Linked DNA regions of Homo sapiens: region 1 is linked to region 2. A link is a loop called in an ENCODE intact Hi-C map of the cell type or tissue named here. Cell type or tissue: endothelial cell of umbilical vein. All regions are shown on one strand. Links, peaks and the distances in the headings refer to the core of each region. The heading gives the core; the rest is flanking DNA. Region 1 overlaps TNFSF15 (TNF superfamily member 15). Region 2 has its middle 40 kb from the start of TNFSF8.

Region 1 (16,809 bases), core at 6,600-14,599, 110 kb before region 2:
AATTACTGTCCTTATAAAAGAGACCTCAGACATCTACCTTGTCCCTTTTACCATGTGAGGTCACAACACAAATATGGTCACCAATGAACCTGGAAGGTAGTGGGCCCTTGCTAGAAACCAAATCTGCCAGAACCTTGATCTTGGACTTCCTAGACTCCAGAACTGTGAAAAATAAATTTCTGTTGTTTATAAGCCAACCAACCAATGGTGTTCCCCTTGATAGCATCCCAAATGGACTGAGACTTCTTGAGTTTATGGCCCATTCCATCTTCTGATTTACTGAACACCCACTATGTGCCACTGCTGAGCTAGACACTAAAAGAATATGACATGTCCATATAAGCTTATGTCCATAAGCTTATAGAGAGCAGGGATCACGTCTGTCTTGTCCAGTGCTGGGTCCCAAGTACCTAATATAGTGTCTGGCACACAATATGCACCCAGAAAATTGTTTGAATAAATGAGTAGATGCCTCAAATTTGGTTTCTTTGTGGAATTAAGACACTTGGCATATCAATGATTCACAGCAATAAAAGTGCTTCTGGAGAGGAGAATAGATGTACAAGGTGATCCAGAGAGTTCTGATGACTTCCCTTCCCACCAGCATTTCAGAAAAAGTACTGATTTTGAGTCAGACAGATCTGGCCTCAAAGTCTGTTCCTTCCACTTTCTCTCTGGGTAAATTGGGCAAGTCATTCCCCTTCTCCTAGCTTTGCGTTCCATCTGTAATTTGCTACAGTGGTCCAAACAGCCTAACCCGAGGGGTGAATATGCATGTGTGTTCATGAGGGGCGAATGTGTGTTGTGTGAATGTGTGTGTTTAGAGTGATTGTGTGACATGGGGGTGAATGTGTGTATGTGCATGCATTGAAGGTGAATGTGTCTGTGTTTGTGTGCATGAGAGTGTGTGTGAATGTGCGTGTGTCTGTGTATGGAGGTAAATGGGAAATGTGTGTGGGTGTGTGCATGAAGGGTGAAAGTGTGTGTGTGTCTGTGTGCACAAAGGTGAATGTGTGTTTTGAGTGATTATGTGTGTGTGTTCATGAGGTAAATGTATATATGTCTGTGTGTGCCTAGGTGTGATATGTGTATGTCTATATGTGCTTGAGGGGAGCGAATGTGCATGTGTGTGGTGTGCAGTTGGAATGAGACAAGAGGAGGGCTGGGAGCCAACACAATGAAACAATACCACTTCTGAGGTCCCACTTTGTTCCAGGAGCCAGAGGGTTAATAGTGATTTCACAAAACCAGCATCTTTGGCTAGAGAAGCACCTGGCAGCTTATCTCACTCTCCCTATAATTCTTGTTTCACCCTTGTAGTAAAATTTAAATTAACTTGCTTTGATGGCTTTGAGTCCACATGGCAGGCTACACAAGATAGAAATATGCTCACATTAGCAGAAAAGAAAAAAAAAATACAGGCTCGCCCACAAAAGCTGACTCAAATCATTTGTAAGCTGATACATCCTAAGAGAACTTTTACTTTCCTTCTTGAATACTTTTGCACAAATGGAGAAGGGCATGCAAACATTAGATAGTGTTCAGCCCATGGAAATAGAATTCTGGGATAAAGATAATAATAATAGATAACATTTACAGAGAGCTTAGAGTGAACTAAGCTGTTTACATGTGGGGTCTCATTTAATGCACACAATAATTGAATGAGGAGGCATAATTATCCTCATTCTCATTTTACTAATGAAGAGGCTGAGGCTCTGAGAGATTGCCCATGGTCCTGCAGCTGGTGGAACTTAAGAGATCATCAGTTGCTTGCCCAGAGATACTCAGCAGATAAGGAGAGGAGTGAAGAGCAGAACCGCAGTAGTTTGACTCCAGTCCTCGACCTCCCAAGGTGTATCCACTGTTGAACTTTCTCTAAGGTTTGCAATCACTGTGGGGATCCATTTGGAAAGAAGCTCACTGCTTGTTTTTTAATGGACTGGGGTGAATATTTATCTTCAGAGAAAAATCCTCAAGGATCTGCATTTTTCTGAGACTTTGGTTGTGGAAAGGTCTGTGAAATCAAGTGCCTGGAATGGTTTCTGTGTTGGAGCTGGTAGATTCTGGCATTCTCAGGAAATCCGAGGTGCATGAGTTCCGGCTCCTACTTCAAGAGAAAGACCAATTGGTCTTCACTGGTTAGGTCATTCACCAACTCCCACTTTGGCTTGGTGCTCATTGTATCTGGGCCTTGTTGGGAGGCTGAGCTCTTGGATCCTAGTTATCAGAATGCAGGCCATTCTTGAGTTTCTGGCCCATTCCATCTTCTGATTTACTGAACACCCACTATGTGCCACTGCTGAGCTAGACACAAAAAGAATATGACATGTTCCCTGCCTTTATGGGACTCACAGTGTAGTGGGGGTGACAGATGCAGACACTAAAAATTTGACTACAGTATGGCTACATAAAATGATAGGGAGGTACTTGTACAAGCTCAGAGAAGACCTCCAACCTGTTGATGGCAGAGGAGGGGAAGGAGGATGTCAGGAAATGCTATAAATGACATCTCATCTGAGACCTGAATTAAGAGAAGTTGGCTAAGTGAAGAGGGGTGTGTGTGTTTGAACATTAAAAATGGGAAGCAATGTGCAAAATCAGAGCTAAGTAACTCAAGCGGACTGCAATACAGTTTGCAAAGGGAGAGTGGTGGGAGGTGAGACAGAGGTATACATGAACCGGATCATGCAGGCCCATTCCTGAGAGGAGATGGAATTTATCCTAAGGGCAATGGAGAGTGACACTGAAATATTTCTCTTTCAAACCAATCATTGACTGCCATGTGAGGGCCTCACTGGAGAGGTCAGACTACAGGCTGGCAGTCTGCCTAGGAAGCCATTGCAGTGGTAGGACTGCAACTAGTATGGAGGAAATGAAATTGCTCTCGAAATGGATGGAACAAAGAAATGATAAGGCAGGGTTCCATCCATGTCTTGAAGAAATCTGCAGATTAGAGTGTGAGCCTCTTGATGACAATGTCAAGGTTTTCTTCTTTTTAAAAACTGGTGTGCAATTTACATGGAGTAAAATGCATAGATTTTAAGTGCAGGGTCTAATGAGTTTTGATAAATACATATATTGATGTAACCCATATCACTATTGAGATATAGACTATTTTCTTCATTCCGTAAATTTCCCTAGTGTGCCTTCCCTGCCAGTCCCTGCTCAGAGGATAACATTGTTCTGATTTCTATTCTGATTTTTATCACTGTAGATTAGTTTGGCCTATTCTACAACTTCATATGAATAATATATATGCATTCTTTTGTGTGTTGCTTTTTCATTTAACATGATGTTTTTGAGATTCATACATGTGGTTGCATGGTGAGTAGTAACCTACTGTATAAAATACTGCAGTGTGTTTATCCATACTCTTGTTGATGGACATTTGGGTTAGTTCCAGATTTTGGCTATTACGAATGATTCTTCTCCAAATATCCCTTTTGGGGATATATATTTTAATTTCTCTTGGGTAATATCTAGGATTAAAATTGTTTGGTCTGGGTGGTTATATAAGGAAACTGTACAAGAAGCTGCCAACAGTTCTCCGGTGTGGCTGTACCATTTTACATTCCCTCCAGCAACGTGTGAGAGTTCCAAATGCTCAGTGTCTTGGACAATATTTGCTGTTGTCAGTGTTTTAAATACTAGCCATTCTAGTGGGTGTGCTGTGGTTTCTCATTGTGGTTTTATTTGTATTATCCTAATGACTAACAATCTTAAGCAATTTTTCGTGTGCCATTTACATATCATCCTTGGTGATGTATACGTTTAAGTCTTTGTCCGTTTTTGCTTTGGATTATATAATTTTTAAATTTTTATTTATTTATTTTTTTTGAGACCGAGTCTCACTCTCTTACCCAGGCTGGAGTGCAGTGGTGTGATCTCAGCTCACTGCAAACTTCACCTCCCGAGTTCAAGTGATTCCCTTGTCTCAGCCTCTCGAGTAGCTGCGACTACAGGTGTGAGCCACCACGCCTGGCTAATTTTTGTATTTTTTAATAGAGAAGGGATTTCACCAGAGTTCGAGGCAAGGTTGTTCTCGAACTTCTGACCTCAGGTGATCCACCCGCCTTGGCCTCCCGAAGTGCTGGGATTACAGGTGTGAGCCACTGCGCCTGGCCAAGGACTGTATGACTTCTAAAGATTGAGTTATAGGCATTCTTTTTATGCATTCTGATGTCTAATTTATTAATTTTTCTTTTATAGTTAGTGTTTCCTGTGTCCTGTCTAAAGGATCTCTGTCTATCTCAAGGTTAAGAAGATATACTCCTTTGCTTTTAGCTTTTGTTTTTACGTCTATAATCCATTTCAAATAATTTTTTTGATTCATGATGTGAGTTAATATTTTTCTAATACATATCTAGTTGTTCCTGCATCAATTATGGAAAAGACTTTCCCCTTTGAATTATTTGGCCCTTTATCAAAAATCAATAAAAGGTATAAATATAGGAGCATTCTTGGACTCTTTATTTTATTCCACTGAAATATTTATCTATCCTTGTGTCAATACGAAACTGCCTTGATTACTATAGCTTTACCATAAGTGTTGAAGGCAGGCAGAGTAAATCTTCCAACTATATTTTTCTTTCACAAGATTGTGTTGGTTATTTTAAATCCTTTGCAATTTCTTATGCAGTTTAGAGCCAACCTATCAATTTCTATTAAAAAAAAGTCTACTGGGGTTTTGATTTAGATGGTAATGAATTATTTATTAATCAATAACAGACAGAAATGACATCTTAGCAATATTGAGTTTAGCAATCCAAAAAGTGGTAAATGTCTGCACTTTTTTTTTTTTTTTTTTTCTTTTGAGACGGAGTCTCGCTCTGTTGCCCAGGCTGGAGTGCAGTGGCGCCATCTCGGCTCGCTGCAACCTCCGCCTCCCAGGTTCAAGCAATTCTCCTGCCTCAGCCTCCCGAGTAGCTGAGACTACAGGCAAGTGCCACCACACCCAGCTGATTTTTTGTACTTTTAGTAGAGACCGGGTTTCACCGTGTTAGCCAGGATGGTCTCGATCTCCTGACCTCGTGATCCACCCACCTCAGCCTCCCAGGTGCTGGGATTACAGGCATGAGCCACCGCTCCCGGCCAATGTCTGCACTTTTTAAGGTCTTAAGTTCTCCAAACATTGTTCAGTAATTTTCAGTGTAGAGCAGGGGTGGGCAAACAATTTTTTGGTAAAGGTCTAGATAGTAAGTATTTAAGCTTTGTGGCGAAGAGGCAAAATAGAAGATATTGGGTAGACTCTCATATAACAAGACAGAAAACAAATTTTCACAATTTTATTTTGATGAAATAAAAATATCGACTGCATTTTTTGGTATCTTTCTGTTATACCCTTTCAGGTTCTCTCCATTTTCACCAAGACGTTACTAAAACTAAGGTTTACTTTCACTCTAAAACCATTATATCCCTATGCTCTCAATCTAACTCATTAAACTATCACACAATTAGAGTTAATGAGTTAGATAAAAATTAAAATGCTTAAGGTTGCCACAATGAAAAATTCATGTGTGCTGAAAAGGCAGCATCAGAGAAACTCTATTAAGGAGGAAAAACTGTAGATATATTCTGGCTTTAAAGATAGTTTGGTAATGTGGTTTAAGCTGCAGTATTTTTATATTTTTAATATATTTCATAGCTTTAATAGGTCTCCGGAATATAATTTACATGTTTTGTAGAATGGTGTTATTTATATGCTTCAATTTTGACTTCAAATTGAAAGTCTTAACATTTTTAAAAGACTCACTATAATTAAAAATTGTAAAGCAATTCAATGTAAACAGTTCAAGATGTATAGTATCTAAATGTCTTCCTTTCAGTAGGCTATTTCTCAATTAAGTCTTCCTTCATTCAGCACATTTTCATTATGTGCCCACTATTAGGTTGGTGCAAAAGTAATTGCAGTTTTTGCCATTACTTAAAAAAATGGCAAAACTACAATTACTTGTATACCAACCCGATATATGCAAGGCACTGGGCCAGGTGCTGGGAGTCAGCAGTGAGAAGGCAGATATGTTACTACTACCTTAAAACACATTAAAAGAAATAAAAAATAATGCAAGAGTCTATGAAGGAAACAAAAGAGATGCAGAGCTCTATGTAGAGTGATCTTGGAAAGTCACACTAACGAGGTCATCAATGAATTGGCTGACTTTGAATAACTATTGGTGAAAGCATGGATGAGAAGGACAGTCTCAACAAACCATCTGAGACAACAGCAGACTCATTTCAGATTGCTTATGGCAATATGGACTCTAGTTTCATTTCCTTTCATTCAGTCTTAGAAGTTTCTATATGTAGCTGCTGAGCTGGAACTAATATGTATTGTTGCTGTTGAGCTGTGCTAACTGCTGAATTTTTAGTTCATTCGTCCCCTGAAAGAGCTGCTGCTGGAAATCGTGGTCAAAAGGGCCTGCTGCAGTAGCTTCTGAAGAGTCATTGGTACCTAAATACCACGATGGTCAAACTGTAAGGAATCCAGAGTACCTCGTTCCAGAGCATACTGATTCTGAATCTCAGGATCTGAAAAGTCTTCTACTAGTGGTTTATTAGCTGTAGAGTTAGGAAGAGACCCTAATCTATCTGGGGGATTATTCTGGACCCCAGATGCTCAACTACTTCGGTTGGAGAGACATAACAACTTCTAGGAGTACAATGAAAATCTTTGTAATTAACATCATTCTATTTCTTTGGAAAGTGTTGAGTTTCCCCCCCACCCCTCCCCTTGGTGGGGGTTGGTCCTTGGTTTAAGGACTTGTTGAAATGGGACTAAGGTAGTGTAGCACAGCCTACTCCTAATCATGGCCTTTTTAGGGTCTCAATGAATGCCTGTGGTTACAGTAATCTTTTTCTACCCTGGCTTGTCATAATTCCATCTTATTCTAATAGTGTGAGATCTCTGTAATCCCCATTCAGTTCTTGGGCCCCCGCAGCTGTTTTCTGTGAGGCTTCTGCACTTGCACAGTTTAACATTCAACCAAAGGGACCTAAGTGAAGATTTCTGCAGTTTCTCTGCATAGCATCCTTCTTTCCTTTATTCTTTGCCACAAATTTCAGCTATTGCAATAACACCAAAACCTGTTATATATTTCCCCAACCTTGTAAGATTGATGCTGTCTGTTTGGGCTTACTTTCCTGTGTCACTGGCAATTTTACAGGCAGAAAACTGAGGTAAATATGGAGTACATCTCACATATTTTCCTTCTGTCAAAGATTGTAGCCCTATGTTATCTGTTGTCTAATGTCCAATTTTATAGTTGTTATAATAAGCAGGCAAGTCCTGTAGCCATTGCTCTGTCTTGGCTAGAACTGGGAGTTCCAATGTTTTCTTCATCTTTTTTTTTTTTCTCAGAACTTAGAGTAGTTCCTAGAACTAGGTGCTTGGGGTTAGTTGAATGAATACACAATAATTTTGTTATGTTGACCTGGATAAGGGCACATGGCAAAGCAAAATGTAGTAGACCCCTGGTCTCTGGTCTCTTGGTGTGGGCTATTCTATGCTGCATCACACAGGGCTTCATTTTCTTCTCTGTGGTTCTGAATTGGGGATCACAGTTCACTCAACATGTACCTTTGTGGATAAAAGCCTTAAGTTCCCCATGAATGACTTTTCCCCCCTCCTTTATAAAATTGACACCCATGCTTGTGATGAAACCACATTTAACCTTTTGGGATTCACTTTGCACTTTGGGGGACTGTGGGGGAAGCACACAGAAATGTCTGGAATTTTTTCAGTACTATCTTCTTAGCTTCCTTCTTCATTTAACAAAGCCACAGAACATGGCTTAGATCATTTGTCTGATAAAATGCGGAGCTACTTTCCTGGTTTCTTGAATAATTCTGTTGATTAGCCAGGTCCTCTTGGGGCAACTGTTTATTGGCCTACATTCTTTCAAGTTGATGCTGAAATATTGATTTTTATTTAACTCACTTTCTTAAGTGACTTAAATATAAATTAAGTGGCTGCAGGGGGAAGTGGGGTACAGTTTAAGTGGCTGCAGAGGGAAGTGGGGTTAGAAGCTTGTGTCGGTCAGAAATGTGGACCCTAGAAGGAAGAAGGCTTTTGAAAGCTAAGTTCTATTGTGGATGAGATGTGCAACACTGGCCAATTTTCTCAAGCTCTCTGAACCTCAGTTTCTTTAGGTGTAAAATGGGAATAATAATACTTATCTTCTATATAAAGTTGTATTAGTCTCTTCTCACACTGCTATAAAGAACTATCAGAGACTGGGTAATTTATAAAGAAAAGAGGTTTAATTGGCTCATGGTTCCACAAGCTGTACAGGGAGCATGGCTAGGGAGGCCTCAGGAAAATTACAACCATGGTGGAAGGCGAAGGCGAAGCTGACACATCTTCATATGGTGGAGCAGGAGAGAGACCGAGAGCGAAGGGGGAGGTGCTACACACTTTCAAACAACCAGATCTCGTGAGAACTCACTCACTGTCATGAGAACAGCGAGAGAGAAGTTCACTCCCATGATCCAATCACTTCCCACTAGGTCCCTCCCCCAACATTGGGAATTACAATTCCACATGAGATTTGGGTGGGGACAGAGACCCAAACCATATTAATAATTAAATGAGTTAACAAGGGTAAAGCACCTAGTGCTGTACTTGCCTCAAAGGAGGTTCTCAATAATCTTGTGAATATTCCTTTCTTTTCTTTTCCTTCCCTTCTTTTTTCCTCCTCTTCTTCTCTTTCTCTCTCTCTTTCTTTCTTTTTTCTTTCTCTCTCCCTCTCTCTCTTTCTGTCTTTCCTTTCCTTCTTCCTTTCTCTCTCACTCTCTCTTTTTCTCTTTGTTCTCTTAAAGAGGTCAGGGAAGAGAGGAATAGTATGTTTTATTACAGTGTTTAACAACATGGTTTTTGCAATCAGCCAGACCTTGGTTTAAATCTTGGCTCCACAGCTCATTACCTTTGGGACTTTGGAAGAGTCACAGCATATCTTCAACCCTCAGTCTATTTAGCTGTAAAATGGAGGTAATGATTTCTGATTGATAAAATTATTGTGAGACTTGAATAAAAACTGAGTAAATGAGAAGTGGCCACCTAAACCTGTTCCATGGCAGGTGCCCAGGAGTTCTGTCTTCCAGTTTAGCTGTGGGTCAATCCCAGTTGTCATCCTACGATCAGCTACTTGATAGGTCTAGGTCCTCCCATTCTGAGTCCCTCTCCTTTCTCCTCACTAGGGAAAGTTTGTCTGGGGTGAAGATGTGAGTGTAAACTGGATTTATATTTATTCAAAACCATAAATGATTAAAATGCATTTTGCAGATTTGGGTTGGAACTTCCCCTTCCATTTTCCCCAACCTGCTTCCACTTCCCATATAAAGCCTGTTTTTGCTCTGGGTGACATCCTTGGGAATAGGAAGGATTGAATAAAAACTGGAAATTGGAAGACAAATGTATATAGGGAAGGAATCCAGATACAAAACTATGTTGAATAGTTTGTCCCACAAACATTTATTAGAGTTCAGCTGATGACAGTTCCTAAAAGTGAGTAAGACACCATCAGATGGGGGAAAGACAGACGATCAGACAACAAGCCCGAGACAGGGGATGGGGAGGGTTCCTGTGAGAGTCCCTGCATGAGGCATTCAGGGTTGGCTCCGCAGATGAAAGGACAGCTGAGCAGAGTCTTGAGAAATGACTAGCAGTTCACCACGGGGTAGGGGAGGGCAGGCATTCTACCCAGAGTGCTTTAATCAGGGGTGCTAGGGCAAATGTGTACCAATTTACAAGAAGGGAATATTAAATTACCAGGAGTTTTGTGAGCTGGTCATTAAACACAGCCATAATAAAATTAAATTACATAAACCTACATTTATATAAATTATATTACAACAAAGGTAATAAATACTCCAAACTTGTCACTTCTTAGTTATTACTACATTATCCATTATCTATCCTCTTGTGGTTGTAAATATCTATTGTATCCATATGGCTGAAATACATCCTTTCTGAACTCACTGGCAACACATTGGTTGCTTGTAATTGGTCATGGTGGAAATATTTACAACACAGATAGCAACAAATGGTGCGAATCAGGGCTTTATTTTGGAGAGCCGGATGTTCAACATTTATTAGCACATCACTGCCTCTATAACATAGGCAGAGGGGACATGGGAAACCAAATGAAGCAGAGAGGTTGGTAGGGACTGGATCAGGAAGGGCTTTGAATGCCAAATCCAGGAGCTTGGATTTCCCTCTAAAGATGATAGGAAGCTACCCTGGCCTTTCGAAGAAGGAGAGTTCTATGAACTGTTTTTGTAATAGCAAGACCACTGTAGTTGCTGTAGAGCAGATGGACTTCAGTGGGCTTCACTTGGTGCAGGGAGACCAGTGAGGAGGCTATTGACATAAAGAAGGAAAGAAGGGGTCTAATTTGAGACTCAGGAGTTGGCCTTAGTGAGTGATTAAATGTGAGGGATGGGGAGAGTGGCCAGCCTAAGATGACCCAGGGTTCTGTCTTGGGACACTTGGTGAAAGATGGTGATGCCTCAGAAGTACAAGTGCCCATGGGCAGATGGACAGAGTGTGACAGTGTCCTGGAGAGAAGGGAAGGGCAGATCCCAAAGCATTCAGACCTCACTCCTCAATTCCTGCCTTTATCAGACTCGTAAACACAGGGATTTATTTTTGCTAGACTCGCAGAGTGGGGTCTCTCTGACCCTTTTGCTCATGGACTGAACGCCTAAGGCAGCATCATGGGACTAGAAGCATGGTATTGGATTTGGTCAGATCTGGCTCAGTCCCTTTATTCCTATGAATATGATGGCTTCCTTTCTGAGCCTTGATTTATCTTTTTGTAAAATGGGTATTCTCATCCAGACCATACTTTCCTCCCCATGGAGCTCTTGAAAGAAGGGACACATGCTGGTAATTTTCCTTATCCTTATGATGTCAGATCATGTTTGTTAGCACAAGGGCAAAAACCAGGAAAACTTCCTGGCACACAGGAAAGCAAAGTCTATTTGGGCGTCATTCTTGAAAAACAGTAGGGAGTGCCAAGGACAACGTTGGATCTTCCTGTAGTGGCTGCAGGAGAAAAGTTTTCCATTGAGAGGCTGGAGTGGAGCTCTAGGGATTGGTGGGGTTGTCACCAGCCATACCAGTGCATTCTAAGGCACAAGTTGTTTGCTTTGGCCCAGAAACAGCTGGCAGTTGGCCAGTGCCCAGCCACCTTGTCCTTTGCCCATGAAGGCTCTAGTAATTAGCAATATTCACCGAATGAATCACAGTTGCTATCAGCCAGTAATTGTGCTATGGAGTCATGAGTCTAAATGTTAACTAAATCAAACACGCTGTGCAGAGTGGCCTTAGAGAGGCCTTCACTGAATCACTGACTTGGAAATTGGGTCCTATTTTTGTTCTTTATCTTTACAGCCTGTTTTTCTCCTTTAGATCACTTATCACAATAAGTTTTTGCACAGTAATTCCTTTATTGTAAACCTCCCCATTCCCCTCCAACTTCAACCCAATAGCATGGAAGTTTTATGAGTTTAGTAGCTATGTTTATTTCATGTGTAGCCCTTGGCATTGAGGGTCCTCATTAAGTAAGAGTTAGATGAATGAATAACCAAGTCTCCAGACCTTCATGTGCCATTCTATTATGATCTTATAATTTCTATAATTTGGTGTTGCTTCTTTAAATGTAGAAGAGAAGAAATAGAGACAGCAGAATTTTCAGGTAATTTTCTGATGAGGGACCAGGTACCTTTGTGGGTTTCATCTCATTTTATCCTCACAAGGGTGTGGTGAGGCATGTACTACTTTTTAAAAAATTTTTTTTCAAGTATTTCATATTTTTTGAGAAGCTTTCCTTCTGGTACCCATGAGCTTTTAGTTTACAGCATATAAACGTTTTAATGTCTTTATTTCCAAAACACAATACATTGCATTGTCTAAAGCATTCTTAAACCTTGGCATGTAGGAATAGCTTTATTCTGCTCTCATGCAATGGATGAATTGTGGTTTATATAATTAACAACTAGAGTGTCAAACTCAATGGGTATAACTGTGTACTGGGGAAAAATCAACAACAAAGGGATCAAGTCCACTGAGAACTTTTAAGAGATATCAAAAAATATTGTATTGGTACTAGAGTTCTCATCTTGACATGGTCACTGGCCAGGTATGTGACTCGCAACATGTGCTACTTTCATTCCCATTTTGCAGATGAAGAAATTGAGTCTCAGGTAGATTAACTCAGCTCTCTGAAATCTCATAGGTAAAAAGTGGCAGAACTGAAAACATAATGCGCATCTATCTAGCTTCAGGGCCGTGCTTTTTCTCTCATGTGGCAGTGCTTTGAAAACTGCAATTCTCAATTCTGGCTGCACACTGGAATTACCTGAGAGGTTAAAGAAAATATATCATTGTGTGCCATGCATGGTGGCTCATGCTTGTAATCCCAGAACTTTGGGAGGCTGTGGTGGGAGGATTGCTGGAGGCCAGGAGTTTGACACCAGCATGAGCAACATAGAGAGACCCTGTCTTTATAAGAAATTAAAAAATCATCCAGGCATGGTGGTGCATGCTGGGTAGTCCCAGCTGCTTAGGAGGCTGAGGTGGGAGGATTGCTTGAGGCTAGTAGTTGGAAGTTGCAATGACTGCACCACCGTACTCCAGCCTGGGCAACAGAGAGAGGAGTGAGACCTTATCTCTCAAAAAACCATTGTCTGTCTTCCATCATTAACGATTCTGCTTTAATTAGCCTGGGGCATGACCTAGATACTGGGCTTTTTATTTTATCCTAATCCCTGTTCCCATCAATGTGCAGTCAAAATTGGGGACTATTGGGCTGAAAGGTAATGAGATACACATGGAGTTCATCAAGTATCTTTCCTCCGGAGCAGCCACAGCAGAGCTTACTGGGAAAAGCTTTGGTGATGGTGCTTCATGGTTCCCTGGGGTAGATGCACAGGCTGAAGAGGAGGGGCTTTGGGTAAGATGCCCCTTAAAAATTGAGACCTGACTTACCTGGGAATGCTCAGCTGGTTACTGTTTAGCTGGAATCCTAGAAATTTTGGGCTGAGAGTGAAAGTGGCATTCCTTACTGAGGCCCAAAGAAGTTAGATGACTTACTCAAGACCACACAATGGTTAAGAGGCAGAGATGTGGGCAAACCTGAGAAGCAGAACAAGACAGTTGATGAGAGGCAGGAATAACACGGACCGATGGGTTCAAATCCACGTTTATCATTCTGGCTGTGTGGCTTTGGGAAAGTCACTGTGCCTCATTGAGCCTCAGATTTCTCATCTGCAAAATCACCGTGATGATAATAGTACCTGCTCTCCAGGGTTCTGTGACGAGGAGAGGAAAATGTATTTGCTAAGCGCTTAGCACAGTGCTTGGCCTGGGGTAGGTGCTCAAATCTTTCTGTGGTTGACAAAAGCAGAATGGAGAATAGAGACAAAGGCAAAATGGGCACCAGAGGCCAAGTTGGGTGGAGGGTAACATTGCAGAGGATCCTGAGGCCAGTGGAGAAGGGAAACCCATGATCACAAGGTTGGTAGCTGGAGCTGGTCTGCATGTGGCCAGAGCTGGGGCTCCCCAGGTTGGGCAAGAATAGCTGACATGATAGTGGTGGTACCAATATTTCTGTTAGAGGAACCAGGAATGGGGGATCAAGCAGGACCTGCATTCTAGCAAGAGGACATCCTTGGATCCCTTTGGGGTCAGTATGCCTGATCAATGGTTACTCTTTTGAATAGAAGACCCAGTCATCCTTTGCAGATTTGATGGCTCATTCCTGGGAATGCCACCTCTGTAAGAGTAGATGTGGCTTATTGACTTGGAGCCAGGAAATCCACCTTTGATTAAGGATTGCTTTTTTTTTTTTTTTTTTTTGGATACAGAGTGTTACTCTGTAGCCCAGCTGGAGTGCAGTGGTGCGATCTTGGCTCACTACAACTTCTGCTTCTGGATTCAAGTGATTCTCTTGCCTCAGCTTCCTGAGTAGCTGGGATTATAGGCACTGCCACAACACCTGGCTAATTTTTGTATTTTTAGTAGAGATGGGGTTTTGTCATGTTGGCCAGGCAGGTCTTGAACACCTGACCTCAAGTGACCTGCCTGGCTTTGGCCTCCCAAAGTGCTGGAATTACAGGCGTGCGCCAGCACACTCTGCCCTTGATTGAGGATTAAATGAGATGATGCAGGTGAAGTGTTCAACACTGTAAATGCTCCCAAATGTTTGCTGCTCTTATTCACTATTGATAATGAATTCAGCAAGGGGGACACTTTTATCCTGTCTGACTTGGAAACTTGGTTTAACTGATTCTTCCTGGGCAAGTGGACTTAATCCCTCAGACCTCATTTCCCTCATCTGTAAAACAAGAGGATAATGCTAATCTCATTGAATTGTGAAATAAGATGAGTTATGTGATGAGTTGAGCTCAATGCCTGACATGGCCTAAGAACACAGGAAACACTAGCTGGTGTAAGGACTGGTATTAAGGTCCAAAATGAACCTGTGAGGATGGCATCCTTGGCTATGCAGAATGGAGAGTGGGCCACCAAGCCCCACTGAAGGTTAGAGAGACCAGGTGGGGAGAGGAGGAATGAAGTGCTGTCAAAATGGGACAGCACTGGTGGACCTGGGAGTTCACAGCTCAGTTCCAGTTACCTTTCTATTTCCTGCACTGAAGAAGTAAAAAGTCCCCATATATCAGCTGGAGAGCTTTGCAGTCTAAGGTACACGGGGGAATTTTGCTTTCTCTTGGAGAAACCTCTTGGCTTCTACCACATACCTGAAAAAAGGGAGCTTATTTGAAACTCAAACACTACAAGCACAGAATTATTGAGACCTGCAAATAGAAGGGAATTTAGCTCACTTCATCCACTTCTCCTCCAGATTCTCAGAGAAGGAAACTGAGACCTGTTGAAATGGTTGTTCAAGGCCTTAGAATTTGCCAGTTTGGCAGACCCGGGCCTGGAGCCCAGGACAGCAGACTCCTGATCCATTGCATCTTCTTCAGTTCCATCTTGGGCATTCTTATTATGGCTTATGATGAAGGTGATGATGATGTGTGCATGTTGTGGAGGGGGAGTGGAAGCAATGAAAACAGGAATAGTAGTCAGAACGTCTAACAACCAGTGTGGTATGAGCATCCATTAATCAGAATCACATCTAACAAATCGGAACAGACGCCACCTGTGTGCGTCCTAACTGAATGTTAGCTGGGGTCTGGTTGGACACTAGATATCCCCTGTGGACAACTGGACAAACATCAGGAGAGACCAATGGATAGTTTTTCTCTTTGCTCTGAAGTTCTTAGGCATGGAGGGTCCATTTGAGAATTAGTTGAAAAAGTTGTCTTTGGTGACTTAGATTAAATAACTATCAATGTTTTTCCTCTAGAGAACTGGCACTATGACTTTTGCAGATACTTGGTTTTTAATAAATTCAGGGCAAATAATTCACTTCTCTCCCCAAGTGTAAAAATATTTTGTTCTTATCACCCCCAGGAATAGAGTGAGAACTGAATTTCAGAAGGCCATCAATACATCCATTCTGATTCCCCACTGGGAGGGAAATTTTTGAGTCTGATGTTTTAGAGGAAAGCCTTACCCCCTCTCCCTTGAAGTTTGATTCTACATACAACTATCAGGTGGAAACAAATGAAATTTCTGGCATGTGACCCCTTTTGACCTTCAGAAATGGCAATTTAGTATGGTTCAATCTAATATTATTGACTGAGCACCAACAGGGACCCCAGCTACTGTGCTGGAAAACAGAAAGTGATGGATGTGTTGAATCCTCTTGATTCCCGCGGATTGCTGTTTTGATGCAAGGCAGACGGTGTAGTGTCAGAGAGTGACCTGGATCCAAATTCGGGCTCCTCCATGTACTAGCATGGGTCTTTATGGCCTCTCTTTCTTTTTCAGGGATGTTCAATGTGAGATTAGGCTACTCAACTACAAAGTCTTCTAATTCATGAAAGGAACCCTGTAGATTCTCTCCTTCCCTCCCTTTCCCTCATCTGACTAGAATGACACCATCTGTGGTGTTCAGTTTAAGGTTTATTATAATCTCAAGGTTTTAAGGTTTATTATAACTATGAAAGCCAGTTGCCATTTTGCAGCCAAGTACATGGAGAATTAGAAGCATTTAAAAAAAAAATCCCAAGAGGTTACCCTTAGACTTAATCTAGAAAGAAAAACAAAGGAACACATTAACAAAAGAACTGACAGTGTGAAAATTCTTCAGTCTTCAATGCCAGTTTATTAAGTTACATCTATTAAATATATTAACACATACAACATTTCATTTACAGAGATTAGAATTCATACACTAGTACCCAAAGACATGGGATGCATACCAGTTAAGTACGTATCCAACAACATACAATATGCATTTTACCTTGCGGTTGATGTTTTAACATAAAACATAAAATCAATGAAAGCACATGGGGTTTGTCACTAAAACCACATAAACACCTACACTTCTTCAATCTGTACACCCCTGAAACAAAAAAAGGGGAACATTACATGCTTTAATGACTTTAAGAATAAAATCATTTGATGAAGTTCAGCTACTTTATTTACTTGGCACTGTGTGTCTTGTTCCTCCTGAATGTATACACTGTGAGAGTAGGACTTGCCTGTCGCATTCCTTCTCAGCTCTCCAGTATCCAGGCAAGTGCTGCCACGTGACAGATGCTCAAAACAAAAATGATTTACGAATGAAGTTGAAAGACTGCTGGGCTTATTGTTAAGATATCTAAATTCTACTTTTAGCATCCAACTAGCTACTGTCTGGCACTGGCCACGAAGGGTGACAGGGTGTGGATGTGATG
Region 2 (16,809 bases), core at 7,610-15,609:
CTGTTACAATTTCAAATGCCCATATCCACTGACACTGAATTCCACTTTGAGAAATCTAATCTACAAAAAATTCTCATTGTATTTTAGGTGCATAAAGTTATATTTTGGGGAATGCTGATTGTAGTACTGTCGAAATAGCAAAAAATTGAGAATAGCCTGCTTGTCTATCAATGGAGGAATGGTTTTAGAATTATGTCTTTTTACCAAGAAATGCTAGACAGCCAAGAATTTGATGCACGACAATTATGGTAAAAAAATTTGCTTGTTCTACAGAAGATCATTAATGTTTTGTGACTATATAAGCTGTAACAGTGGATTGTTTTCATGTGTAGGTGCTATTGTTAAATACAGGGACTGTTTCCAGGTACAGAATATGAATCATAAGTTTGGGTGGGCCGGGCACGGTGGCTCACTCCTGTAATCCCAGCACTTTGGGAGGCCAAGGCGGGCGTATCACGAGGTCAGGAGATCGAGACCATCCTGGCTAACATGGTGAAACCTCATCTCTATTAAAAATATGAAAAAATTAGCCAGGCATGGTGGCGGGCACCTGTAGTCCCAGCTACCCAGGAGGCTGAGGCAGGAGAATGGCATGAACCTGGGAGATGGAGCTTGCAGTAAGCCGAGATGGTGCCACTGCACTCCAGCCTGGGCGACAGAGCAAGACTCTGTCTCAAAAAAAAAAAAAAAAAAAAAATTTACGATGGACATTGGATACGATTGTGATGAAGGTCTGCGGTCCTAGAGCTACAGATGCATGGTAAGAAATTAGAACAAACTGGAGATGGGCCATGGACTCTGCCTAGGAGTGTTAGGAAAATACTTTGACTCCAAGCCTTAAAATACTCACATGGAGTTGGCGCTCACCTCATTCACACAATCATAGAGCTCCCTGGACACTGAACCTCTAAAGGGAAAAGGTCTACCTTGGAGCAGGAGCATCAGGGTTTGCTTGGGAGCATGAGAGTCGAGCTCAGGGCTAGGCCTGGGCCAGGCCCCGGCAGCACTGCTACTTGGGAGGAGCCACTTCACTTTCGTATTAGTTATTAAAAATAGAATTTAGGCCTGGCACGGTGGCTCAAACGTGTAATCCCAGCACTTTGGGAGTCTGACGCGGGCGGATCACTTGAGGTCAGGAGTTTGAGACCACCCTGGCCAATATGGTGAAACCCCATCTCTACTAAAAATACAACAAAATTAGCCGGGCCTGGTGGCACGTGCCTGTAATCCCAGCTACTTGCGAGGCTGAGGCAGGAGAATAGCTTGAACCCCGGGAGGCAGAGGTTGCAATGAGCCCAGATCACGCCACTGCACCCCAGCCTGGGCAGCAGGATGAGACTCCGTCTCAAAAAAACAAAAACAGAAACAAAAACAAAAAACATAGAATTTGGATCCTTCGGTCAGGTTCTCCGAAATTCTTTTGAGGTGTCCATGGTCAACTGCTTCAGCTTTGTTTTGGTAACCCCCTGTCTGAAGTTGCATACAGGCTGTTCTTCACCTTGTTTCCAAGGCTGAGGAACAGAAAGTAGCCTCTGTTTTGAAGAGGTGGAAGTTAAGTATACATTTATTTTTTACTGTGACTTGTTCAGGACCACATTTTACAAAATGCCTTGTTTCCTTTATTGTTTTTGCAAAGGAAAGTTCTATTAATATTGTTTTACTTTGAATATAGAATAGTCTTTTAAATTAGGGCTTATTTTGAAAAATTCTGACTTTAATTCAAATGTATGCCAATACCTTCCAAAGTAAGGTAATATTCAGAGACAGTTGTTTTGCTCAGAAGCTACAAATATTATTCTACCCATCTTTTTTGTTGACATATGACCTCACTTCTACAAATATGCCTCGGAGTAGCATGGTTGGATCATAAGGCAAGCATATGTTTAGCTTTAGTAGGTATTGCCAAACAGGTTTCCAAAATGATTGTAACACTTTCACTTCCTCCAGCAATATATGAGGTTTCCAGTTGCTTCACTTCCTCACCAACACTTGATATTGTCAGTCATCTCAATTTTAGTAACTTGGTGGGTGTGTAGTAGTTTTAATTTGGTGGTTATATGGCTTTAATTTGCATTTCCCTGATGACTAATGATACCATCAGGGAATCATTAGCTACTGGACATATGGATAGTGTGTTTTTTGAAGTCCTATTCAATTGTTTTGCTCATTTTAAAATTAGGTTGATTTGTCTTTTTAATTGATTTATAGGAATTTTTATACATAATATTGTGAATATGACTCCTTTGTCACAGAGCAAAGTTTTTTCCAATCTGTGGCTTTTCTACTCACTTTCATAATGGTGTCCTTTGATGAGCAGAAGGTCTTAATTGTAGTGAATAGCATTTCATTACTTTTATGGTTTGTGTCTTTCATATTCTGTATAAAATATTTTATCTATTTCAATATTATGAAAGTACTCTCCTATACTTTATCTCAGAAGCTTTATTGTCATGCTGTTTACATTTATATCTGTAATCTATCTCAAATTAATTTTTATGTATGGTGTAAGGTGGGGGAGTCAAAGTTGATTTGTTTTACAGATATAATTATTCCAACAGCATTTATTAAAAAGGGCATTGTTTCTACACTGAGACTTTTGTCACAATTCAGATGATAATACCTGTGTTGATTTATTCCATTGACTATATTTTCTATTCTTATGCTAACACCCACAGTATTTTGATTACCTTTGCTATATAGTTAAGTTGACATCTGATAGTAATGTTACTGGCAGTGAACCCATGTAGGTCTATAGAATCCTCAATTCTTGCCTCCTCAGAAGAAAGAATTCAACAGAGGAGCACAAGGCAGGAGAGACTGAGGAAAGTTTTAGAGCAAGAGTAAAAGTTTATTAAGAAACTTTAGAGCAGGAATGAAAGGAAGGAAAGACAGTACACTTGGAAGAGGACCAAGCGGGCGACTTGAAAGACAAGTGTGCGGTTTGACTTTTTGACGTTGTTTTACTTTGGCATACTTTGGTTTTATGTTTAACTTTGGCTTTATATGTTGGCATACTTCCGGGGTCTTGCGTCACTTCTCCTTTGATTCTTCCCTTGGGTTGGGCTGTCTGCATGCACATGCTTGAGTCCACTTTCCCAACTCCAGGAAGCTGCTGATCACTAGTTTCAGGTGTTTTCTATGTAGCAGGAGATGGCCTTTCCCTGGCACTGGCTGTGACCAATTATTATTTTAGAGAGACAGTTAACAACGGCCTGACCATTACTGACCATTACCTGATTGTCACCTGACATTCCTGATGTGTGTGACAGGAGGTGGGGGGGGAGTGTGAAGTCGGAGAGAGCCCTCTTCTACCCTGCTTATGCCTGATGAGCTACCTACTATAACAGTAAGACTTGCAATTTGCTCATTTTCTTCAAACCTATTTTGGCTATCCTAGGTTCTTTGTATTTCCAAATAGATTTTACAAACATTTTGTCATTTTCCATACAAAAAAACCTGTAGTGATTTTAACTGTGATAACATTGATTCCATGGATCAATTTGGGGAGGATTTACATTATTTTATATTTAATCTTCCAACTCATGTGTGTGCCATCTCTCTCCACTAGGTCTCTACTTTCTCTCAGCAATATTGTATAATTTTCAGTGTAGAGGGTTTTACATTTTTCATCAGATATATTCCTAGGTATGTGATATTTTTGAGTGCTATTGTAAATGGTTTATTTTTCTAAATTTTATTTTCTAGTTGTTTGTTGATAGTATAAGAAATAGAATTAAGCAAATAACACAGGAACAGAAAACGAAATACCACAAATTTTTACTTATAAGTAGGAGCTAAACATTGAGTCCACATTGACACAAAAAAAGGGAACAATGGGCACTGGGGCCTACTTGAAGGTGGAGGGTGGGAGGAGAGTGAGGATCTAAAAACTACCTTTGCCTAGTACCTGGGTGATAAAACGATCTTTGCACCAAACCCTCATGACATGCAATTTACCTGCATAAAAAACCTGCACATGTACCTCTGAAACTAAAATAAAAGTGAAAAAAGAAACGGAATTGATTTTTGTATATTTACTTCATATCTAGCAACTTTGCTAAATTCATTTGTTTATAAATCTTTTGTATTATAATTTTTTAACTATAATATTTGTACCATCTGTTAATATACAAGTGTCACTTCATTTATCTTTATATAATTTATTTCTTTTTCTTTATTTCTCTGGCTAGGACCTCCAGTTCAATGTTGAATAGGATTGATGCTAACGGACATTTTTATCTTGTTCCTAACCAGAGGGAAAACCTTCTATATTTCACCACTGAGTATGATTTTAGTGTAGGTTTTTAACATATATGGTTCTTTTGTTTCTTAGTATAAACTATTTAAAGAGGGATGACTGTTGACGAGAAACACTTCTTCTGTTTTCTAGCAGTTTCTTTCACATGAAGGAAGCTCAGTTAGTTTAACTCCATGTCTTTCTTTGCTTTTGTTCACTTTGTCACAGGGATGGTGGAATAACTTATCTGCTTCATAAATCTGGGAGGAAAAGAGCAGGCATGTTCCTTTCAACTGCTCTCTTTATCTTTCTCTTAGGAATCCCCTGTACTTGCCCAGGATTCAGTGATGCTATGACAGGCAAGCCTACCTAGATCTGAGATTCAGCTAGCAGAGCTGGTCTTTCTGGCTCTGAAGCTAAGCTGCATCCTCCAACTTAACCTTTCATAGTCATGAAGTTGATATTTTAATTTCCTATCTGCCTTAATATTTGTTTTACTCTTCAGTTTGTTCAAGAGCCTGAATGCAGAAAGAGGTAGCTCTCACCACTTCTGAAACTTTAATAGCGGTATTAAGAGATACTTTTACCTTTATTAGTTTCATTATATTCAGTATTTTAAAATAAAACAAATTTTAAATAAACTAGTCACAAAGAAGTTTTAACATCTGTCAAAGAAATATATTTTTAAAGTATGATCTTCATGGGCCATTTAAGCCTCCTTCCTCTTCTGCTTATCCAGCTCTCTTTCCATTACCCTTTCCTTCTCCATGTTCTTCCTGCTGTACCTTAGCCAAGCTTCATCCCTGACAGAAAGCTACACAGTACCCTTCCCTCTTTGAAGTCCTAGACTTTTTTCTCAGCACCATCAGATCGGCACAGCTAATTTCTCCTGTAGATCTTTCTTCCCTGGCTGGCCAAGGGTGAAGCCCTCCAAAGCCAAACCCCACAGGATTGCTCCCTGGACTTACCACAGGAGTTCTACCACTTCTACATTCCCATAACATTCCTTGAATTAAATTAGTCCCTCAGGTCCTCTTTATCTTATCTTTGCATTGGGAATAATCATAGGATCAATCTCATAGAATACCTGTGAATATTGAAAGAGTTATTTGAATGTAAAAGCACTTAGACCAGTGAGTGCCTGGCTCTCAGTAAACTCCTATCACATGTTCACTATTCTTATTAGCTTATATTATTGCATTTATTGGGCTTTTAAATATGTTATTTTATACTTTTATCAGGATGTTTTGTGATAAAAATGTGACTTATTTTGCAACTTATTTTTTAAGCTTCATTAAAAACACATCTGGGTCTTGTGCTTTTCTTGCATTTCCTTTGTGCTAGTTGAATTTGCTATCTGAAATACCACAGCAAAACAATAATATTGAAATTTCAGTGTTTTTTTTACCTGTGTTTCTGAAATACTATTAGTCTGATGCTTTTTGAAGTGTTGATATTCTAGATATAATAGATCTATCTTTATCATACAGAGATTTTACTTCTTTGAGTATTTGGAGAAAGAGATAAAGAAAGCTTCCCTCAAAAAAATAGAATGTAACTAATTTGGTCTCTGAAAATCTGGGTTAGTGTCCTGGCTACTGCATTTATTTATCAGGTGGGTGATTTTCATTTCTGATTCTGTTTCCCTACGTCAATGAAATGGAAACAATGATGCCTCATTTTAAATGCAGCATTTAGTTTTCTCCTGCATTTCAATATTCAGATTAAAAATACCAAAACAATTGTATTTACTTAATAAAAATACTATTTAAAAATAGTCAAACCACTATTATACTATAAATTGACTTTGTAATCACTGGTGTGTATGTGCTTGTATATGTGTGCGTATATGACATTGTTGAGTTAGTAACTGCACAACAGAGTGTGGACCAAAAGAAGGTTCTCTATAGATAGTAATAGGTGCTGCTGGATGGAATAGGGGTTACAAATAGACAGAAACTTGCAAAACTGGTCAATATTTACAGAGTGGTAATCAGTTGCATCACATGGGACACAACTTGCATATTTACGGACAAGAATTATTTGCATTACTATCTATTTTCTGCAACTTTCAGGGCTGTAAAACAAATCCCAGAGCCAATGAAAGCATAAAATAACCAAAATTAATGAGCTAGTCAGTACTCTCACTAAATTTCAAAGTCTCACAATTTTTCCCTATACTACATGTTTACTCAAATAGAACACTATTCTTATTAATCCTTTATTTAAAAGAGGGCTTGAGTTAATTATTTAAAAATATATGCCTATGTAGCTCATTTAAGGAGTATTTGGGTACAATATTTTTGCTTGGAAAAGAGCTTGAACCAAGAGGACAAAATTTCGGATAGAAATTTTTTTAAAGGTAATTGCAGCTTCTATTCAAATCAAGGGATGTGGAGCAAGATGGCAGAATAGGAGGCTCCAATGATTGTCCTCCCCACAGGGACGCCAATTTAACAACTATCTACACACCAAAAAATACCTTTGTTAGAACCAAAAATCAGGTGAGCACTCACAGTACCTGGTTCTAACTTCAAATTGCTGAAAGAGGCACTCAGGAGATAGAAAAAACAGCTCTGAATTGCTGATGTCACCCCTCCCCCACCCTGCAGCAGCCGTGGTGTGGAGAGTTTCTCTGGGTGCTGGGGGAGGGAGAGCACAGCAATTGTGAGGCAATTGAACTCAGTGCTGTCTTGTTAGAGCAGAAAGGAAAACTGGACAAAAATCAGCTGATGCCCACCCACCGAGGAAGCATTTAAACCAGCCCTAGCCAGAGTGGAATCACGAATCTTAGCAGTCCAAACTGGAGTTCCTGCAAACCTCACCACTGAGGGCTACAGTGCTCTGTGTCTCCAAGTAAACTTGAAAGGCAGTCTAGGCCATAAGGCCTGCAACTCTTAGGTGAGTCCTAGTGCCAAACTGGGGCCAGAGACAGCGGACTGGGTGGCATGTGACATAGAGACACCAGCTGCATCAGCCAAGGGAGTGCTGGCATCACCCTTCCCCTAGACCCAGGCTGCACACCTCCTGGCTCCAGAAGAGACCCCTTCCTTCTGCTTGAGGAGAGGAGAGGAAAGAATAAGAAGGACTTTGTCTTGCATATTGGATAGCAGCTTAGCCACAGCAGGAGAGGGCACCAGACAGAGTTGTGAGGTCCTTGTCCCGGGCCCTAGCTCTCAGATGACATTTATAGGCATACCCTGGGCCAGAAGGGAACCCAGTGCCTTGAAGGAAAGGACACAGTCCTGGCAGAATTCATCATCTGCTAACTGAAGAGCTCTTGAGTCCTGAATAAACATCGGTGATGTCCAGGTACTACTTTGAGGGCCTAGGGTAAGCCTCTGGGACTTGCTGGGTTCAGGTGAGACTCAGCACATTACCAGCTGAGGTGGATATGGGGCAAAACTCCTTCTGCTTGAGAAAAGCAGAGGGAAAAGTAAAGGGGACTTGTCTTGCACCTTAGATACTAGCAGTTGGGTAGAGCACCAAGTGGGATCCTGGGGTCCCCGATTCCAGGACTTGATTCTTGGATGGTGTTTATGGACCTGCCCTGGGTCAGAGGAGAGCCCACTGCCCTGATGAGTGAGTCCCAGGCCAGGCAGCATGCACCACAAGCTGACTTAAGAAAACTTTGGCAGTAGTCTGGCAGTACTCCTCGTGGCCTGGGGTGGTGGTGGCTACTGGGTGGGGCTCCCCTATCTTTGGAAAGGAGAGGGAAGCATGGAAAGTACTGTGTCTTGTGGTTTGAGTGTCAGCTCAGCTACAGTACAATAGAACACCAGACAGACATCTGTGGTTTTTGACTCTGATTCCTGGACGGCACCTCTGCACTCATCTGGGGCTTGGGGGACCTCACCACCCTGAAGGGAAGGATGCAGGCCTGGCTGGCTTTGCCACCAGCTGCTTGTAGAGCTTCAAGTTCTTGAACAAACATAAGCAGTAACCAGGGAGTGGTTTCAGCAGGCCTTGGGCAAGACCCAGTGCTGTGCTGGCTTCAGGTCTGACCCAGCGCAGTCATAGTGGTGGTGGCCTCAGGGGTGCTTGTGTCACTCCAGCCCCAGCTTTAGGTGGCTCAGAACAGAGAGACCATGTTTATTTGGGAAAAAGTAAAGGAAGAGAACAAGAGTCTCTGCCTGGTAATCTACAGAATTCTCCTGGATCTTGTCCAAGACCATCAAGGCAGTACCTTTAGGAGTATGGAAGAACCACAGTGTTACTGGGCTTGGGGTGCCCCCTAAAGCAGATACGGCTTAGATTATAACACCCAAGTCCTTTCAAATATCTGAAAAACCTTCCCAAGAAGATATGTACAAATAAGCACAGACAGTGAAGACTACAATAAATACCTAATTCTTTAGTGCCCAGACACTACAGAATATCTGCTAGTATCAACACCATCCAGGAAAATATGACCTCACCAAATGAACTAATAAGTCACCAGGGACCAATCCTGGAGAAACAGAGATATGTAACCTTTCAGACAGAGAATTCAAAATAGCTGTGTAGAGGAAACTCAAAGAGATTCAAAATAATGCAAAGAAGGAATTCAGAATTCTATCAGATAAATTTAACAAAAAGATTAAAATAATTAAAAAGAATCAAGTAGAAATTCTGGAGCTGAAAAAATGCAATTGGCATACTGAAGAATGCATCAGAGTCCCTTAATAGCAGATCTTATCAAGAAGAAGAAAGAATTAGCAAGCTTGAAGATAGGCTATTGGAAAATATAATACACAGATGAGACAAAAGAAAAAAGAATAAAAAACAATGACACATGCCTACAAGATCTAGAAAGTAGCCTCAAAAGAGCAAATCTAAGAGTTATTGGCCTTAAAGAGGAGTTAGAGAAAGAGATACGGGTAGAAAGTTTATTAAAAGAGATATTAACAGAGGAAGTCAAACTATTGCTATTTGCTGATGACATGGTTGTGTACCTAGAAAACCATAAAGACTCATCCAAAAAGCTCCTAGAATTGGTAAATGAATTCAGCAAAGTTTCAGGATACAAAATTAATTAATGTACACAAATCAGTAGTCCTGCTATACACCAACAATGACAAAACTGAGAATCAAATCAAGAAATCAATCCCTTTTATAATAGCTGCAAACAAACAAACAAACAAACAAAAAAACAACAACTTAGGAATATACGTCACCAAGGAAGTGAAAGACCTCTACACGGAAAACTACAAAACACTGCAGAAAGAAATCATAGACACAGCACTGTTTACAATAGCTAAGATTTGAAAGCAACCTAAGTGTCCATCAACAGATGAATAGATAAAGAAAATGTGGTATATATACACAATGGAGTACTATTCAGCAATAAAAAAGAACGAGATTCTGTCATTTGTAACAACATGGATGGAACTGAAGATCATTATGTTAAATGAAATAAGACAGGCACAGAAAGACACACATCACATGTTATCACTTATTTGTGGGGTCTAAAAGTCAAGACAATTGAATTCACAGACATAGAGAGTAGAAGGATGGTTACCAGCTGCTGGGAAGAGTAGTGAGGGGCTGAAAGGTAGGTGGGGAATAGTTAATGAGTAAAAAAAAGAAAAAATAGAAAGAATGAATAAGAACTACTATTTGATAGTACAACAAGGTGACTTTAGTCAGTAATAACTTACCTGTACATTTAAAAATAAACAGTATAATTGAATTGTTTGTAACTCAAAGGATATATGCTTGAGGGGATGGATACCCCATTTCCTATGATAAGCTTATTTCACATTGCATGCCTGTATCAAAACTTCTCATGTACTTCATAAATACATACACCTACTATGTACCCACAACAACTAAAAATTTTAAAAAGAGAAAATAAATATATAAATGAAATCTACTGTTAAAAAGTAAATATTTCATAAGTATCTACCATGTTAGATGAATAATAATGATACCTTGCCTTTATCAGGCATATCCCATACTTATCCACCCACAGTGTTGTGGTTTGGCCCTGTGTTTGAGCAGAGAGCAAACTCATAGGATACCTGTGAATATTAAAATTATGTCTGATAGTATATTTTCAGAAGTCTGGGTAATTCAGTCTAGAGAATAGCTATATATGAGGTTTTGTGATTTATTAGAATCCACTTAAGTTCCCTTTTTTCATATCCTTCTTTTTTTATTTTTATTTTTTATTTTAGATGGAGTTTCGCTGTTGTTGTCTGGGCTGGAGTGCAATGGCGCAATCTCGCCTCACTTCACTGCATCCTCTGCCTCCTGGGTTCAAGTGATTCTCCTGCCTCAGCCTCCCAAGTAGCTGGGATTACAGGCGTGTGCCACCATGCTTTGCTAATTTTGTATTTTTTTTTTTTTAGTAGAGATGAGGTTTCACCATGTTGGTCAGGCTAGTCTCAAACTCCTGACCTCAAGTGATCCACCTGCCTCGGCCTCCTAAAGTGCTGGGATTACAGATGTGAGCCACTGTGCCCGGCCTCATATCCTTTTAAGGCACCATCTGGTCTCTTCTAAACTCCCTTGAGTGGTTGATTGAAGGAAAACATCTAAGAACAAATAATTTTCTTGGAACAGTACATTCTAAGTCTATATTTTAGAGACATTTTGATTAAAATTATTTTCATTATTATGAAGACATTCAAATCCTCACATGTCTCTGGTTTACTGGTTGTAAAGAAAAAAATCCTCACATCTCTAACCTCCTTATTTTAAAACATGATCTTTTTGGAAGCTATTCCTTTCTCACTGCTTTTGGTGGATTTGCCTCTGAGGCCTTTTCTTTTTTAAGTTTACTACTTCTTCATATTGTTGGATAGATATTATCAAGTCCATGGTCAAAAATCATGCATTAGCCCATGGAATCCCTTAGCACTCAGAGGCATGTTCTATACATGATTCCAACAAAGTTGGTACTCCCCTCTCACAGCTGACAATATTGAAAAGGTCAGATAGACAGTGATCATATGGTTCTCTTTGTGGGAAAATTTATGATGTATGTGTGTGTGTGTGTTGTAAGTGTGTATATCTAAACATACCTGGAGTCACCAGCAATATATAGCAGGTCCATCAGACATTTTCTGTAAACAGCTCCTGGACTCTGGGGCAGCTACTCAACTCTGCCATCACAGCATAAAACCAGCCATAGACTGTACATAAATGAATGAATGTGGCTGTGTTCCAATAAAACTTTATTTACAAAAGTAGGCAGAGTCGCCTGAGGTTGTAGTTTAGTGATCTCAGAATATAGTATAGTTCTAGACAAGAAATCAGAATACCAGGTGCTCCCACTCTCAGTTCTGCTTCTTCCCAGTTGAGTACACAGCTTAGTTCTCTCTTGTACTATTTGAAAGAATAGTGGTGTAAACTTTAAAGCACTATGCAGACATCTAAGATGGTATTCATTTAATCTTTCATTTAATCAAGAAATATATATCAAATGCCTGCTGTGTCAAAAACTTTCCTAGAACAACAAAGTGATTGTAGATAAGAATGAGTCACCTAAACATTGGAAAAGGTACCAATAATGGGCTGTTGCATGATTGTCAGGTTGGGGTCATAGGGTAAGATGACAGCCTGAGAGGTGGGAGTGGGGTTTTCCCCTGAAGGGAATTGATGTTCACACAGTCATACATTTTGGGAAGTGATTAATTCTGGGAAGGAAATGAGTTGGCACTTTGAGTAGGGGGTGGTCAGACTTTTTTCTCTCTCTGGGGCCAGGAAGTATTGGGCCACGATTCCAAATCATGGACAGGTCTAGATGATTCTGTTTGTGGGGGGTGAACCGTTTCCTGGCTATGTCGGTTTAGGCCCAGAGTGACTGGTACCATCAAGTTCATGACTTTCCACTTAGCAGTGACAGTGACCCAGGGTAGAAGCAGTTCTTGTCTGCAGCAACCAGCATCAAGGTTCAGGGTTGTAGAGTTTCAAGGCAGCAGTGTCCCTTCCCAGAGTCCAGGGTAGAGTGTGAATGGTGGAGGATCATGCCACAGTAATCTGGAAGAAAGAATAACTTTACTTTGTAGATATCGGCAGGAGAGATGTGATACATTTTGACGTTGTTGTTACTCAGAAGCCCACAGTTTAGCAGGGAGGCAAATGTACAATCATGCTGTCATAGTGAGTGTAGTAAATTTTTAGACAGAAGTGAGAATATCAAGGTCCAGGTTGCATGTCTAATTTAGCGGAATGGTTCTTGAGCAATAATGTCTGAGTTGAAATTTTATGAATGAGGTCAAATTAACAAGATGTGAATGAAGGGCAAGGACCTTGTGGACAAAGGAATCAGCAGGCACCAGGTCAAGTAGCCTCAGGGTAGTGCAGTGTAGTGTGGTTAGAAATATAGCTCTGGAGCCAAACTGCAGTGGTTACATCTTAGCTCTTCAGCTCATGAGCTGCTGAAACTTAGACATACTTAAGCATTTCTTCGAGCCTCTGTTTCCTCATCTGCAACATGGGAATGGTCATCTCTATCTCATAAGGGTGAGATGCAGTAGACTACAGTATTTGAAGGCTTCCATGTGGTGCCTGAAACCTGGCAAGCAAGCGTTCAGTAAGTGATAGTAATTATATCTATTTACGTAACATAAAGCGGTTTAAGTAAACACATCAAAGTAATGAATGAGGAGGATGAAAAGACCAGATGCAATTGAGGACTGTGTGAGTGTATGAATGTAATGTTGGTGGTAGAAATGAAGCCTCCTTCAGTGTTTTCTTGCTGTTTACTCATCCCATTGTATTGATCCTGTGATGGATTGTGACCTTTCTTCCCTTGAGTACTGTGCCATGCGCTGACTGCATCAGGCCAGCTGGTAAAATGAGACTCATTGTGAGAACGGAAGGCATAGTCAGAATGTCAAGGAGGTTAGGTCATCTGCGTCCCTAGCAATGGAAAGGAAATGATGAAATACTTCAGCTGGTTTTTGTTTGGAGCCTCCTGGTTGTGAAGGAGGATCAGCCTTCAAATCAGCTTGTTCCTGACTAGTTTAGCTGATATCCCTGCCTGGTAATTCCCTCTTCCTGTTGCAAGTGAAATCTAAACATTTCCTGAGTGCTGACTTTGTGTAGGACACTGATTTGGGTGCTGGGATTTGGAGATGGATTCTTCTTGTCTTCTAAGTGCTCATTTCTAAGTGAGAAAAGTGTTCATTTGCAGTGCAATCAGTGCTGCTTCTAGAGAGGCACAGGGAGAGGACCTTGATACTGCATCTCGCAAACAGTCAGTTGGTTATCTAGTCCAGTTTTCCCTGCAGGATGAAACCATCCTTTGAGAGTTGGCCTGACAGAGACCTTTGTTGATCCAATGGCTGGCTTTTCTGAATGCAGATGGGAATAGGCTTCAGTGGATTTGAGGAACTTTCACTTTTCTCAAACTTGCATTGATTCATTTTTTCCTACTCCTCTCCCCAAGGTCTAACTCCTTCACAGACACTGAATATGATAAAATACCCCAAGAGTTGTACACTTTCCAAGCTTATTCTATGTGTTTGTTCTCCCAACAGCTTCCCATTGTACAGCTGAGAAAATTTAAGTTTACAAAGTCCATGTGACTTGCCAAGGTCATAGAGTTAGTAATTGCTTCAGCTCAGATTGAAACTGGCTTCCAGTTGCCAAGGCCACTATTCTTTCCCATCTGCCACCCTCAGACTTGTTTTTTTCTCTTTCCTTGGCTATAGGGAAAGTACAGCCCCCATAGAAGTTTCTAAACTGCATCCAAAGCTTTCAACATGTTGTCCAGATTATTCCTAGTGTTGCCCAATATTCCCAAGGGAGACAGTTGGATCAAAAGCAGTTGTTAAAAATTCAGTGGTGATCATTACAAATGAATACCATCACGTTGACTTGATGGTTTTGTAGTGTTTAGACCCTCACATTTGCATAAGCAGCAGACAAGGAAGACCAAGCCAATTCATGAAAGTCCACTTGGGGGAAACAGAGAAACATAACGGATTACCAGCAATCTTCTCCACTTACCAGAAAAAGTCAACCAACTAGTGTTCTTCAGATTGTAAGGTGCACCTGAATCTCTTGGATCATATTAAAATGCAGATTCTGTTCCAGTTTTTAGGTATGTATGAGATGCCTGCATTTTTAACAAGCTCTCTGGTGATACCAGGCACCAGGACATAACAGCAAAGATTTAAACCACTGACTCTTAATATTTGGCTTAAATTTGGGAGCTTAAAATAATCCTGATGCCTGGGTTCTAAATCCAGAGATTCTAATTTAATTGCTCTAGGAAGTGGCCTGGGATTTCAGGATTCTAAGGTATACCAAGGTTTGATTTAAACTTTCTAGTGTATTTCAAAATATCTAGAAGAGAGGATTTTGAATGTTCTCACCTCAAAGAAATAACTGTTTAAAGTAAGGGATATGTTCACTATTGCACAATGTATACATGTATTGAAATATCACACTGTGCTACCTAAATATGTACACTATTTTTGTGTCAATCAAAAATAAAATAAAACTTAAAAAACTTTCTAAGGTTAATCTCACTATTTCTAATCACAAAATGACTAGAATAGCATATAGATATCTCAGAGATAGGAAGGGTGATGGATTCTACAGCAAATATACCACACCTTGCTCAGAAAAGGGGTTCAATAAAGTAAGCAAAGATTTATTTTTTTTTCCTTCCATGTTCTCAGATGGCACAGGTAGATTCTGCTTTCTAAAAATTTCACCTTTCTCTAATAGGCATTCTTATCTCCTGAGCCCTGAAAATTCTTTTTTTCTTTCTTTTTTTTTGAGATTGAGTTTCACTCTTGTTGCCCAGGCTGGAGTTGCAGTGGTGCAATCTCGGCTCACTGCAACCTCCTTCTCCTGGGTTCAAGCGATTCTCCTGCCTCAGCCTCCCGAGTAGCTGGGATTACAGGCATGTGCCACCACGCCTGGCTAATTTTGATTTTTAGTAGAGACGGGGTTTCTCCATGTTGGTCAGGCTGGTCTCGAACCCCTGACCTCAAGTGATCCACCCACCTTGCCCTCCCAAAGTGCTGGCATTACAGGCATAAGCCACTGTCCCCGGCCTGAAAATTATTTCTAAGAAAAATAGAGGCTTTCAATGAACATTTCCATATTTTGAAAAGAACTGTTTTTTTTTTTCTTTTGTTTTGGTATGGCTTGATATCTTTTCCTTAAAACGGACTTATGTTTAAAGTGGTTTTCTTTGATTATTCATTTAAGAAATATGTATTGAATGGCCATCTACTATGTCCTAGGAATTGGGCTGGGCTGTGATTACCCAGTGCTAAATAAGATTGGTAGGGTTCCTGCCTTCTGGGAATTTGAATGTTGGAGAGGAATGATAGAGAGAACCAGGGGTGAAGGGTAAAGTGTCATGCAATTAACGATGGGGAAGCATGGAAGGTGACAGCAAGGCATTAAGTGAAGCCAGCAGAGTCAGGAAGACTTCTCTGAGGAGGTGACATTGAAATGGAAATCAGAACAATGATAGGAGTTAATCAGGCAAAAGAGTGTGACAGGAGTATCCTAGGCAGAAGGAAAATTATCTGCAAGCTTCTGGTGGCTAGGCAGAGCATGGAAGATTGGAGGAACTGGAAGGAGTGCAATGTGATTTGATCATAGAGCACAAGGAGGTGGGGCTGAGCACAAAACTAGAGAGACATTCAGGAGATAGATAGGGAGAGACCTGGTGGAAAGAGCTTAGAGTTTAGGAAGGCTATGTTCATAGTGACTGGAGCGTGGAATGTGGAGTTAGGCAAACTTGGTCTTAAATCCCAACTCTACCGTCCATTGACTGTGACATTGGCCATGCTCCTCAACATCGCAGACTCTCAATGTCCTTATATAAAGAATGGGGATAATGATGCCTATTTTTTTTTTTTTTGAGGAAGAGTCTTGTTCTGTTGCCCAGGCTGGAGTGCAGTGACATGATCTCAGCTCACTGCAACCTCTGCCTCCTGGGTTCACACAATTCTCCTGCCTCAGCCTCCCAAGTAGCTGTGATTACAGGCGCACACCACCATGCCCAGCTAATTTTTTGTATTTTTAGTAGAGACAAGGTTTCACTATGTTGGCCAGACTGGTCTCGAACTCCTGATCTCATGATCCGCCCGCCTCGACCTCCCAAAGTGCTGGGATTACAGGCCTGAGCCACCGTGCCTGGCTCAATGATGCCTATTTCGTTGGATTGCTTTGAAGATTAAATAAGTGAGTGCAGGAAAAGTCATAACATGTAAGAGCTTGATAAATGGTTATTATCACTATCAATTCCAAGAACAATCGGGAGATGCTATTGCTGTCTGGAGATGGGATTTATAAGGAGTAAGACTGGAGGCAGTGCTGTGAGTTAGGAGGTATTGAGAGTGGTGGCTGGAACTAGGAAACTGGAGGAATTAGTTGGGTGTTAATTGAGTAGGAAGTGAGAAGAAGGATATTCAGAGACTGAGATAGTCCTTGAGATTTGGAATGTAGGAATAGTGTTAAGTTCAGGATGAGTATGGTGGGGTTGGTTTGTACATAATGGTGAGGTCAGTTTGTACATGTTGTTATTATATTCATGAGGAATCAGTTGCAGAGAACAGACTTCGCGTTAGCTTGTTTGGCAGGAAGGGGTTTATCACAGGGTGTTAAATGGC

What was found. Peaks named below come from ENCODE experiments on the same cell type or tissue, not always from the same donor. Only the 100,000 strongest peaks of a DNase experiment are listed, where the experiment ranks them.
Region 1: it touches region 2 in a loop (13-fold over the local background); 3 of 110 quality-filtered maps call a loop at or near these places.

What each region holds. Positions count from the first base shown.
Region 1 is chr9:114,768,437-114,785,245 of GRCh38, forward strand. TNFSF15 (TNF superfamily member 15) reads right to left here. Exons shown (of 4, transcript NM_005118.4): 4 at 16,216-16,809. Among named protein-coding and RNA genes, the nearest start is that of TNFSF15, 29 kb to the right of the region's middle. In endothelial cell of umbilical vein, for the core only: no CTCF peak of the experiment used is centred there; DNase peaks (open chromatin) are centred at 9,555, 10,215 and 11,105; H3K27ac peaks cover 1,927 bases.
Region 2 is chr9:114,881,963-114,898,771 of GRCh38, forward strand. It overlaps a transcript of TNFSF8 not described here. Among named protein-coding and RNA genes, the nearest start is that of TNFSF8, 40 kb to the right of the region's middle. RefSeq lists an enhancer at 11,876-13,075. In endothelial cell of umbilical vein, for the core only: no CTCF peak of the experiment used is centred there; DNase peaks (open chromatin) are centred at 8,509, 11,779, 13,059 and 13,619; H3K27ac peaks cover 5,607 bases.